Regions from separate parts of the Homo sapiens genome. Here region 2 is linked to region 1. Evidence: chromatin contacts called from ENCODE Hi-C or POLR2A ChIA-PET data. All regions are on one chromosome and are shown on one strand. The core of a region is the stretch at or near the end of the contact, and the rest is flanking DNA. Distances in the headings are between cores, read along the strand shown. Region 1 holds the start of SLCO4A1-AS1 (SLCO4A1 antisense RNA 1). Region 2 holds the start of SLC17A9 (solute carrier family 17 member 9).

Region 1 (5,839 bases), core at 1,995-4,494:
CCTGCAGGTGGGGGTGATGTGAGGCCGACAGTCTGCTCTGGTGAGAGGCTGGAAAGTGTAGGTTTACAGGATGTCACTAAGCTGCAGACGCAGGGGTTCAAGTCAGCGACACTGCGGTGTGAGCAGAGGCGACATGGACATGTCATTTATTGTGAAAATTTGCATTACTGTGGGCTGATGTGAGAGGCTATTGTGCCATGACCTGGGGCTTCAGGAACAGTCTCTGCCCCTGGTCTATGTTATGAGTTCCAGGGACAGGACAATAGCTGTGTCTGCAAACACCCCCACCTGAGGCCGAGAGCCCCCCACTCAGTGGGGGAGAAGGGTCACGCACAGGAGCGTGCTGTGAACAGGATGCAGGCAGCTGTGAGCTGGGATGAATGTGAGCTTTGCCCAGTCTGGGTGATCTGTGTACCCCAGAGAGAGCCGAGCCTCTCTTTGCAGAGGCGGTTTCCCTTCTGTCTGCCTCGATCACTGCACTGGCTGGGAGGGCTTTGCGTGGTTTACACCATGCAACACGTTTTCCATCTCAGCATCTTATGCGCTTAAGCAGCGGTTGGGCGTTAGCCCTGCTCAGGCCTCCAATGCTAACAAAAACAGGGAGAGCCTCCATTCACCCCCCAGGGCCTCGTGTGCAGGGACAGGCAGCCCCGACGCACTGCTGTCGGCCACCTCCTGGGTTAGAAACTGCAAGGCCTGATGTGGGGCCTTCCCAGCTTCCAGGGGGCTATGTCCTTATCCTGAGACCCCACAGCCAGGACCGCAACAGGCAGATGTGGAGGCTGAGGCTGAGCCCTCAGGGCCAGACGGCTCAGAGTTCCCACAGTTCCCCCCAGGGCTCCAGGCCCATGCACCAAGGACTCGCCCCAGTTGAGGCCTCACCACCCCCAGGGCCACTGGCCCCCAAGTGCAAACCAAGCTAGCCAGGTCCGTCTACCCAGGGGCTTCTTGCATGGAGGGTTCGAATCCCAGTGGCTTCCTGCCCCACTTCTCCCAGGGGCTGGCGGTTGGGGACTGGCCACAGTCCCCATTCCCGTGATTCCATTCCCCTATCCCAGGGCCTGTCCGGTCCTGGACTTGGTGGCCTCTGCCTGCCCCAGCCAGTTCCCTTTTTCAGGCCCTGCTGCTGGCCAGTGACGGAACAGGGTCCTGGGTCACTTGGGGTCTCTCCCCACCTGAGCTGAAGCTCTGGCCAAGGCACTGATAAGGTTTTTCCCTAATCAGGGACTGCAGCTTTCAGGACAAGTGGGCCACAGGCATAGGCTCAGCCTGGCGCCCCCTGGGTTTCTCTGGAATAAGTGTGGGTGTCCCCCACCTGCCTGCACCCCACTCTACTCCCTGTCGGAACAGGGGCCCTTTGTAATCAGACCGGGGAGCTGACAGCCTCAGGAACAGCAGGTTCCTCCCACCCTGGGTCTGGCCCACTCTGACCCTCAGTCTCTTCTCCACACCCCGACCTCTGCCCACCACTCTGACCCTCAGTCTCTTCTCCACACCCCGACCTCTGCCCACCACTCTGACCCTCAGTCTCTTCTCCACACCCCCACCTCTGCCCAGCTCCATCTGGCTCCTGCTGAAGAACCCCACGTTCATCCTGCTCTGCCTGGCCGGGGCCACCGAGGCCACTCTCATCACCGGCATGTCCACGTTCAGCCCCAAGTTCTTGGAGTCCCAGTTCAGCCTGAGTGCCTCAGAAGCTGCCACCTTGTTTGGTGAGAAAACTGAATCTTGGGGGTCCTCTGCTTTTATGTCAGTTCTCAGAAACAGAGTCTTCAAGGGCATCTTCTAGAAAGACCCAGACAGGGCACATGGCAGTGAGTGCCCTCCCACCCCCGCTGCCAGAGCAGGTGTGGAGAGCGCCACGGGGGCTGAGCGACTCTGTCCACAGGCCGGGAGAGTGGTGGTCCTGCCCTCTTTGTGGGACATGCTCCGTAGGTGGAAGGGTCCACGGTGGGCTCCACCCCCTAGCCACCTAGTCTTGGCTTCTGTGACTTGGTGCAGGAAGGGTTTGGACCTGGCTGTTCCATGAGCCAGGCACTGGTGCCTCAGGACCTCCTGGAACAGTGCAGCTGGGGGTTTCTCGGTGCCAGAGGCAGGCTGGCCTTCCCAGGCTGGGCAGGTCTGCAGAAAGTGGGGACCCCTCCTCAGAGCTGCTCCTCCTGCCAGCGTTCACAGAGTACCCTGGGCCATGGCAGAGGTGCCAGGCATGTGGGCCACCACCGCCAATCTACCGCGCTCTACCCTTCCAGGGTCCACTATCTGGACAGGAAGAGGGCATCAGATGAGGGCTCCCCTCCCTCCCCCACAGGCCCATCCTGGCCTGGCCCCTCTGGGCTGACCTCACAAGCCCACATTCCCACACTCAACAGCCCCCCAGAGGTCAGCTCTACTGCCCCTTGGAGAGCCTCCCCACCTGTCCCCCCAAATCTGTCCCCTCCCCACCTGTCCCCCCAAACCTGTCCCCTCTCCACCTGTCCCCTCACCTGTGCCCTCCTCACTTGTCAGCCCAGAAGCTAGATGCCAGCTAATCGCAATTTTTTACTGTTGGTGGCCACTCAGGCTTCGACAAATGTCCTTGTCACAGCCTGCAGGGACTCGGCAGAGGCCCCTGGGGGAGGAGGGGGTGTGGCTGCCCTGGAGGGGGGTCAGTGGAGGAGTCATTGGCTTCCCACTGGGGCAGGGGCCGCTGACCTTGGAGCACTCTGGGCTCTCCTCCTCCCCCCGCCCCGCCCCGCCCCCCCGCTCCCCCTTCCCCTTCCCCTTCCCCTTCCCCTTCCCCTCTGAGGCATCCCCGCTGTGGGCTCTGGACAGAGGTCCCTCCTAGGGCTCTATCAGCGCAACAGCTAAGCACTCAGGTGTGGTGTTGAGTGCTGCCATGCAGGCAGGAATTGATCCCTCTATGCCTCAGTTTCCCCACCTGTAAAGTGGACCCGGCTGATCCACCACCCTCTCCCACCACGGCCCCCTGCCTGAGTCCCTGGCTGAATCCCTCCCTCTCCCCAGGGTACCTGGTGGTGCCAGCGGGTGGTGGCGGCACCTTCCTGGGCGGCTTCTTTGTGAACAAGCTCAGGCTCCGGGGCTCCGCGGTCATCAAGTTCTGCCTGTTCTGCACCGTTGTCAGCCTGCTGGGCATCCTCGTCTTCTCACTGCACTGCCCCAGTGTGCCCATGGCGGGCGTCACAGCCAGCTACGGCGGGAGGTGAGGGCCAGATGGCACCTGGGTACGCGTCGGGGCCCCAAGCACCCGCGGTCCCTGGGCATGGAGGAGGAGTGGTGCAGCACTTGGGAGAGGTGGTTTTGAAAAGGGCTACGTCACAGGACAGCGGCAAGGGCAACACCCGCTCAGCAGGGCACCCGGCAGCATCCACGTGAAAAGGCACCATGCCAGCCCCCAGCAGTGCCTGCGCTTGGGTCCCGGCTGTGCCCCCGGGCAGTCATATGCCTCTCTGGGCCTCAGCACTCTGCTCTGTAGCTGTGTCAAATGGAACAACAGCCCTAGTGTTCGGGGTCCTTGAGGCTGGTCTCTCGGTGACATAAAAAGTGTCCCAGGATGTGCTCCTGGAGTTGCCATGTGCTGGGAGTGGGAGGGACACCTGCTGGTCAGGTGGCAATTAGGGAATATCCAAAATACACGTAGGTAGCCTGCACCTCGGCCCTGCCCTGCGGGCCCCGGGAGTGCACCTGCAGGTGCCGTGCAAGGCCGAGAAGCACAAAGCAGCCGTTGTGGCATTATCGGAACCTAAGAGTCATCAGGGTGGACGGGGTCACTACGCTGTCCTCACAACAGAGGCCCTGCCCACAAAGGAGTGGAGGAAGCTCATCCTGGGCCACTGCCAAGACATACTGTGAAGTGGGAAAAAGGAAGGAGTTGGACAATGGGCGCAGTGTGCTCTGATTCAAGTGAGAAGTGCAGATGTTTGTGACTGCCGAGGGGCGTGTACGTGCAGACGACCCCTGCAAATGCACAGCCGGCCTGTGGCTGGAGAACCGAGGACTGGGGTGGGGCTGGGGCCACGAGGCTGCCTTTGTGTACTTGGCGCTTTTTCTTTCCTAATGTTTGTATTTGATCCATATGAATGTGTTGCCTGTCCAAAAACAAATGAACTAGGGAAAGGGGCTGTGCATCAGGCGGACGGTGCTGGGGGGCATGGGTGTGCCTTCCTTGCGTGAGGAGGAAAAACCATTCTATCACCAGAAGGCAGTGCCCAGTGTGAGTGCCCAGCGTGCTGGGGGCGGTGCAAGCTTGGCAAGTTTGTAGACCCGAAATGCAGGCTGCATGGGGACGAGCCCCATGGCTGACCCTGTGCCTGCTGGGCGCCAGCATGGCTCTGGCCTGGACCCTACCACTCGCTTGTCCCCCCTCTGCAGCCTCCTGCCCGAAGGCCACCTGAACCTAACGGCTCCCTGCAACGCTGCCTGCAGCTGCCAGCCAGAACACTACAGCCCTGTGTGCGGCTCGGACGGCCTCATGTACTTCTCACTGTGCCACGCAGGGTGCCCTGCAGCCACGGAGACGAATGTGGACGGCCAGAAGGTGAGTGGAGCCGCTGCCTACCGCCCCTGTCCTCCCCTGGACCCTGGGAAGGGGCCCCCGTGCCTTCCCCTTGTAATCGGAGCTATTGTTGGGCTTCCCAGGTGTACCGAGACTGTAGCTGTATCCCTCAGAATCTTTCCTCTGGTTTTGGCCATGCCACTGCAGGGAAATGCACTTCAACTTGTCAGAGAAAGCCCCTCCTTCTGGTTTTCATATTCGTTGTAATTTTCTTTACATTCCTCAGCAGCATTCCTGCACTAACGGCAACTCTACGGTAAGCTGGGGTCGGGTGTGCGCTTGTCCAGAGCTTTCCTTGCAGCACCCTGAGGCGGAGCTCTGCAGATCCTGAGACAGGAGCACTCCAGGAAACACCCAGGTCTAAGCGGGCCTGTCTGTCACTGGTGGCAGGAGAGACCTCACTGTCTCTGATCTCTGACGAGGGGCTTCCCACTTGGGGGGGGGTGATGATGTGGCTGGGGACTGGTCCAGGAGGCCACTGGCCTAGGGGGTGACTTGGCATGCAACCCCACTTCTGTGGGTGCTGACGCTGTGGTTTTCTATTGCAGATGTGTCCGTGACCCTCAGAGATCCTTTGCCCTGGGAATCCAGTGGATTGTAGTTAGAATACTAGGTACTGTGCAGTGTGAGGAAGCCATGGTCAGTTGCACAGTGTGCTCACTGCACAAGGGCATGGGCAAGTGTCTAACCACCAAGGGGATGTGCTTCCCAGCAGGAGGCTGTTCCCGCCTGGGAAGGGGTCCATTCCCTAACTGTCCACTAGAGGGGCCCATCGTCATTTATTTGCCCAAAGGCTTTCCCTGGGAGATCATGGGAAACTCGCAGCCCCAATGCCGAATGCCCAAAGAAAGGAACGTTTAAGCCCTCTTTGCACCCCCTGAGAACTCCAACGGCCAGTATCACCTTCCCAGAGCCCATCATTCCAGGCCTCTTGGCTGCCTGCCCCCTGCCTAGCCCCTACCCACCAGGAGTGTGGGTGCTGAGTGGGCTTCTCTCCGCAGGGGGCATCCCGGGGCCCATCGCCTTCGGCTGGGTGATCGACAAGGCCTGTCTGCTGTGGCAGGACCAGTGTGGCCAGCAGGGCTCCTGCTTGGTGTACCAGAATTCGGCCATGAGCCGCTACATACTCATCATGGGGCTCCTGTACAAGGTAAGCAGGCCCAGGGAGGGGACAGAGGGTCTGCTCTGAGGGTGGCTGGGGGCTCCGAACATGCCGCGATCTTCCAGCAGCTTGGACCACAGCCTAGTACATCACAGATGTTCCTGCAGCCAGTTTGTAGAAGGCCC
Region 2 (5,839 bases), core at 3,101-5,600, 290 kb after region 1:
ATTCTTTATTCCAGTGTGGCATATGTGCCCCTCTGTATCTTTTGAGAAGTGCGGAATAGGTTGCTTCTACCACCTGTTCTTAATGTAACAGTAAAAGTTTTCACATTTTTCTCAGAACTGTTATCTGGAAGCTCTCTTTTTTCCTAAGGGTATTTTAATAACAAATACTGATGCATTTGTATTGAAAGTTGATATCTTGGAATGGAAGGACAGAAGAAAGCTCGCCTCTTGGAACTGTAGTTGGCTCTCCTCTCACTCTGACAGTGCTGCCCCTTTTAGTTTGTAAATCTGTACTTGGTGTGTTTAATTTGAAACCTATCGGCTGCTCTCTTGACTGGGGCACTTAATGTTTCATAAACTAATTTCCTTGGTGTGAAGGAAGTAGAACTTTTGAGCTACCCACTGCATGATTTTAAACTGATTTTAATAGCCTAAGTAATTACTCTTTTTTTTTTTTTTTTTTTGCTTAATGAAATTTTCCAAACATATTAAAAACAGAGGGAATACGCCAGCACATCCCAGTATCCACCAGTCAGCCTGACACCCACCACCACCTGCCAGAGCCCCAGGCAGGAGATAACTACAGGTGTCTGATTCTGGGTGGCTACCATGCTTTCAGGGCCATGAGCGTCTTCATGAGTGGAAGGCAGTTGTAGGGTTCTTGGAAAGGACTCAGACTGACCCCTTCAAGGGCCTGAGGTGAAATTCAGAAACTGCCCATGCAGAGAAGCTGAGCAGCGGGCATCATGGAGCGAGGCGTTGAGAGCTTGCATGTTTGTTGGGTATCAGAGAACAGGGAAGGCCTCTCCTCACCTGCTGCTCCTCCCTATGTGGCAGTGGCATGTCACAGTGTTCTTGATGTTCACACACCTGTGCCAGTCCATTAGCCTCACGGGTCAGAAGGCAGCACGGTAGTTCTTAGTGGAGGTGGGCATCACCAGGAATGCTTCAGTGTGAGCTCCCACACTACAGTCTGGAGGCTCACACCATCCTTGCACACATGGCCTTCCTGTCTTAGATATTCTGCCTTATTTTGGAATGCCATCTTTGCTTGTGGTTTTTCACTTCTGTTAAAGTAGAACATGGGGTTTGAATGGGCCTTTGGTGTAACTAGCTATGGCAAGAATCTTTTAAGAGATGTGCTCTTTGGAGATACAATGTCCTGAGCTTGTTTGCCTTTTCCAGAAGCCACAAAATGGCTTTGAAGATAAACAGGCCCATGCTACAGAGCCACCGGCACAAGGCACCTGGTGTGCAGGAGCTGAGGTGCAGCCTGTGGTTAATTGATAATAATCATGTCCCCACATCTGCACAGTGGGGGCTGTTTCTCTCATTTCACACCCCAGTATCCACCAGTCAGCCTGGTGCATGTGTGCGGGGAATATTTAAAGGGAATGTGACGTTCTGATTTGTCTGTAACATTTCAGTGTCACCTAGTTCAAGGCCAGGTTTACGGGTCCAAATTGTCCATAGTACAGAAGACCATTTATCAGGTGAAGCCCGTAAAGCCATAGGCACAGCTATAACCAAAAGAATTCATGAAAGGAGTAACAACTGAAGGTGAGTGGGTTTCCTCATGTTTGTAAATGCAGGTCACGTTGCAGGCTCTTCCGCCAGCTGTCCGTCCATGCAAGGCAGTTGGTCACCCCGCAGGCTCACTTCGGAGATGAAGAGTGCTGGGTGCAGCAGCGCCTCCTGTCCTTGGGTCTCTGTGTATTTGAGGTGGAATTGATGAGCTTGGGAACCAGGGAGAAGCGGTGGAGCTGCTGTTGCCTTGAGCTGCCCGTGTCAGGCAAGGTCTCCGCCTGGCTGTGACTTCTGCTTCCTGGAGACACATCTGTAGGCGTTCCTCACACAAACAAGGTTTTCTCCCTCTTGTGGATCACGGTGTGTGACTGACAGCTTTGGTAATTTTCCCAGCTGGCTTTGAAAGTGAAGCAGGCTGACCCGTCACCAAGAATTCTCTGCCATGGAGGGTCATGGAAGAACGGGAAGAGGTGCTGGCGGTCACAGCAGCCCAGGGTTCGTCTGTGCTCGTTTATAGATTTGTGTGCCCATCCAGTCCTCACTGGGCCCTCCCAGTTTTAGAAATGTTGAACACTAGTGCTTGTAAGATTCGAACAATGAGTTTACCAGCTCTGAGAAAAATGAACTGCTCCAGAACCTTCAAGAATGTTTCTCTGTATCACGCCCACATCACACCGAATCCATTTGTCGTCATTGCAGAGTTCATCTTTCTGGTTTTGAGCACCATCTCACACAGTTCTTTGTCTTTTTCCAGTCTGCTGTTGACTGGGTTAGCTCAGCCCGAAAGGTGCCCCCACCTTTGAGGCAGTTCCCGCACGTGATGTCCAGTACCGCGGTCTTCCCTCTTGCTGCTGCCTGTCAGTCATGGCAGAGGAAAGTGTCATCTGTCAGTCTCCTTTTCATGGACTCCTCATCTTGAGAATTGTAGTTGGGCTGGAAGGTTGCAGGGCTAAGTGGGGTGCAGGGAGGAGCCCCAGGCCCAGGGCTGGCTTGTCTTGGTTTACAAGAAGCTGTGCGGGGTCTCCTGGGGCGTCTGTGGGGGGTGTGGATGCAGAGGCTGAGCAACGGGCGCCATACGTAGTGAGGTGTGGATTTGCTTTAGGAAAATCTCTAGCATCGTCTCCCTATAGCAGCACTTGAAATAAACAAGAAGTTAGGTGGGCCAGGCCCAACAAGAGGGAGGCACGCAGCCTTCCAGAAGCAGAGGCCAGTGGGTGCTGGCTGTGACTGCCCTGTCCGCAAGGTCACCCTGTGTCCTTGAAAACCCAGGTGTTGACTGTCTATTGTCCCTACATAATTTTTCACCTTAGGCCTCAAAGATGCTTGGGTGCGGGGCAGCTCTCAGAATCCACCAGAAGCGTGGAGAGCCTCCATCTGGCCACTACCAGCACCCAGCTTTATAATGTCCCTGTGAGATGGCCCCTTCACCCACCCAGCCATCCCTGCATGGCCCGTTTCTTCAGCTCATCCAGCCTTCACTCAGGTGTCCAGGGGTGCCTCCTCAGCCCAACCTATTTGAAGTAACACCCCTTCCCTACCCCTTTCACTACTTTGATTTTTGTCTACCTGCCCCAGAACATCAGCTCCAGGAGGAAGGGGACTTTGGGTAACCAGATGGCAAATGTCTGCTGCAGCATGATCACAGATCTCGGTAGGAAATCACCATCACAGAGTGAATGGAAGCGAATCACCTCAAAGAGGGTGCTGTTGACAGCGATACGTTTAGCAACAGTTTCCAAACTTCCTGGCTATGGGCTAGGGCTGTTTGGGGCAATAAACCTCTCTCTGCCACCATCTTTTCACCTACCCTACGTCAGGATGGATGAAAGTATGACCTTGCTTTTCAGGGTGCCCGTGTCTTTCTGTTCAGAGGGCCCTGGGAGCAGGCCCTGCAGTGCAGTGGGTTGGGCTGTTGGAGACCTGAGGGCTAGGGGGAGGGAGGGGGTAAATGTGGGTCTGTTCTAAGTGCAAGGCCCTGCCTTAGACGTGTCTCCCTCGGCCCCTGGGTGGTGGCTGCTGCGTGGAGGATGGACTGAGGTGGGCCCTAGTGGAGGTGGGGGCAACGCCTGAGGAGCAGGCCCTGCCGCCTCCTGGGGAAAGGCTGCATGGTTGAGGCCTTCCCCTGCTGGCTTCATCCTTGGCATGGCAGCAGGAGCACACAGAGTGGGGGCCCCACCCCGTCACCCCTGCCCCCGAGCCCAGAACCTGGCCTGTGATGGGTCCTCAGGACACCTTTTGTCCAGGAACCCAGGGGCCAATGACAACCTTCACAGGCATCTGCTGAGAAGACATGGGCCAGCGCTGGATTTGTCCAGCTCTCCCAGGCTTGGTCCAAGGGCTCAGGAGTGGACCCATCCCTGCCCCGAAAGATCCATTTTAAAAATCAGTGACCCTGTACTTTTACTCTCTTTGCACTTGGTTAAGACTTTATCCCTGATTTTATTTGATCGGTAAGGCAGGGACTGCCATCATTCCCCATTTTATAGACAGAGGACAGACGGCCCCATGGCTCCGTGTCGTGTCCAAGGGATGGGCTGGCACCTCTTGGACCAGGCTTACCACCAGGGCCCTTCTCTGAAGCCCCAGTCTGACCGGCCTGCTGCTGGGAATCCCCCTCTGCCCCCACACTAACCTCTGCTGGGGCTGAGCCAGGGCGCGTCGGACAGTCAGGGCGACCCAGCCAGGGCGACCGTTGGCCCCGCTCCTATGGGGCAGCAGGGACCGACGTCAGCAGGGTGGGGCGGGCACCCGAGTGGTATGCCCCGCCCTGCCCCGCCTGCCCGCCCTGGTGGCCGTCTGGGGGCGACAAGTCCTGAGAGAACCAGACGGAAGCGCGCTGGGACTGACACGTGGACTTGGGCGGTGCTGCCCGGGTGGGTCAGCCTGGGCTGGGAGGCAGCCCCGGGACACAGCTGTGCCCACGCCGTCTGAGCACCCCAAGCCCGATGCAGCCACCCCCAGACGAGGCCCGCAGGGACATGGCCGGGGACACCCAGTGGTCCAGGTGTGGCGGGGGTGAGGGGAGGGGGGGTGGGAGCGGTGGAGATGGGGCCGTGGGGAGGGAGCTGAGATACTGCCACGTGGGACGATGCTAGGTGGGGAGGGCTGAGCTGGGCGGGCTCCTCTGGCTGTGGGGCCCCCTGTGTTCCTTGTGGGAGGTGGAAGGAAGTGAGTGCCCTGTCCTTCCTCCCTGCCATGAGATTCCAGGACCGGACCTGGCAAGTGCCCTATCCCAGCCAGTGTTCCTGGGGCTCTTCCAGGCAGGGCTATGTTCCCCAGGCCAGGGGCATTGTCCTGGACAGTCAGGAGGCATACCCCTCGCCAGGTGGAACCACCCTGTGTATGCATGACCCTGACAAGCAGGCGCCAGGACAGTCAGGAGGCCAGGTAGGGGGCACGGGCTGGAGCCTGCAGCTGGACGGGGTTGGGGGGGGTCCTGCCACCACGTGCCAGCTGTGTGCTGAGGACGAGCTCCCCGCTGGCTTCAGCTCTCGGAGCATTTGGTGGTGGGGAGAAGCAGGGCCTGGGCAGGTCGCCTGGCCACCAGCACTGCTGCCTGTAGGAGGCTCCCTGGGCAGGTGACGCCTCAGAAACCGGGCGAGATGGTGACCGCGGGCCATTGGTCAGCTGGGGAGGGCCTCTGCCAGGGAGCTCCTGAGAGCAGCCCCCACACTGCTGAACCCCTTGGCTCTGGGTCTTGGGCTGAGGCCTTAAGTGGCTGGACCCTGGGCCTAGACTCAGGCCCTGTGGGTTCCAGAGCAGTCTCCTGCCTGCACTGAGTCCCCAGGGTACCTACCCTGACCATGGCAAGGTAATGGCACCTTCTGGCCCCACCAGTTCCCAGCTGTATGAGGGCTGAGGACCCTAGAAGTGCTGGGAAGAGTTGTAGGAAGGCCCAAAGGGGCAGTGCCACCATCGGATGTTGGCACCCAGATGAAGGGAGCGCTGGCTGCATGGGAAAAGCTGGCAGCCCAGATCACAGCCCTGTCAGGCGCCAATTAGAGGGGAGGGCTGCCCTCAGCGGGCCCTGCCCCTTGCTCTCTTCCTCTTCCCCCACCCACGTTCATCCAGGCCTGCCGGGCAGGGCCAGCTCCCCAGGGATTCAGGGCCTCCTCACTGGCGGCTGGTTTGAGTGGCTCCGCCTTCACTACGTCCCTCCCAGGCTCGATGTTTAAAAAGGAGCCCTTGCCGCAGCCTTCACTACGTCCCTCCCAGGCTCGATGTTTAAAAAGGAGCCCTTGCCGCAGCCTTCACTACGTCCCTCCCAGGCTCGATGTTTAAAAAGGAGCCCTTGCCACAGCTCTTCAACTTC

Evidence for each region. A loop is a pair of places that touch in the nucleus more often than their neighbours do. ChIA-PET counts read pairs that join two places held with the same protein, here RNA polymerase II (POLR2A). Pooled maps may share reads with other maps.
Region 2: a pooled map shows a loop between it and region 1 (3-fold over the local background). The contact joins the promoter of SLC17A9 here to the promoter of SLCO4A1-AS1 in region 1. A Hi-C loop is called at or near these places in 1 of 37 single-sample maps with no recorded cell type and 6 of 50 pooled maps. POLR2A ChIA-PET finds 5 or more read pairs at or near these places in 3 of 52 experiments (BJ, CD4-positive, alpha-beta T cell and HepG2).

The regions. Positions count from the first base shown.
Region 1 is chr20:62,663,377-62,669,215 of GRCh38, forward strand. SLCO4A1-AS1 (SLCO4A1 antisense RNA 1) reads right to left here and starts at 3,245. Exons shown (of 4, transcript NR_024470.1): 1 at 3,009-3,245; 2 at 2,484-2,634; 3 at 1,548-2,121; 4 at 1-111. SLCO4A1 (solute carrier organic anion transporter family member 4A1) reads left to right here. Exons shown (of 12, transcript NM_016354.4): 6 at 1,558-1,712; 7 at 3,004-3,199; 8 at 4,369-4,534; 9 at 4,636-4,808; 10 at 5,101-5,165; 11 at 5,554-5,702.
Region 2 is chr20:62,948,359-62,954,197 of GRCh38, forward strand. It overlaps SLC17A9 (solute carrier family 17 member 9), which reads left to right and starts at 4,351. Exons shown (of 13, transcript NM_022082.4): 1 at 4,351-4,531. The coding sequence starts at 4,473. It overlaps GID8 (GID complex subunit 8 homolog), which reads left to right. Exons shown (of 5, transcript NM_017896.3): 5 at 1-117. RefSeq lists an enhancer at 3,761-4,590 and silencers at 4,142-4,461, 4,472-4,571.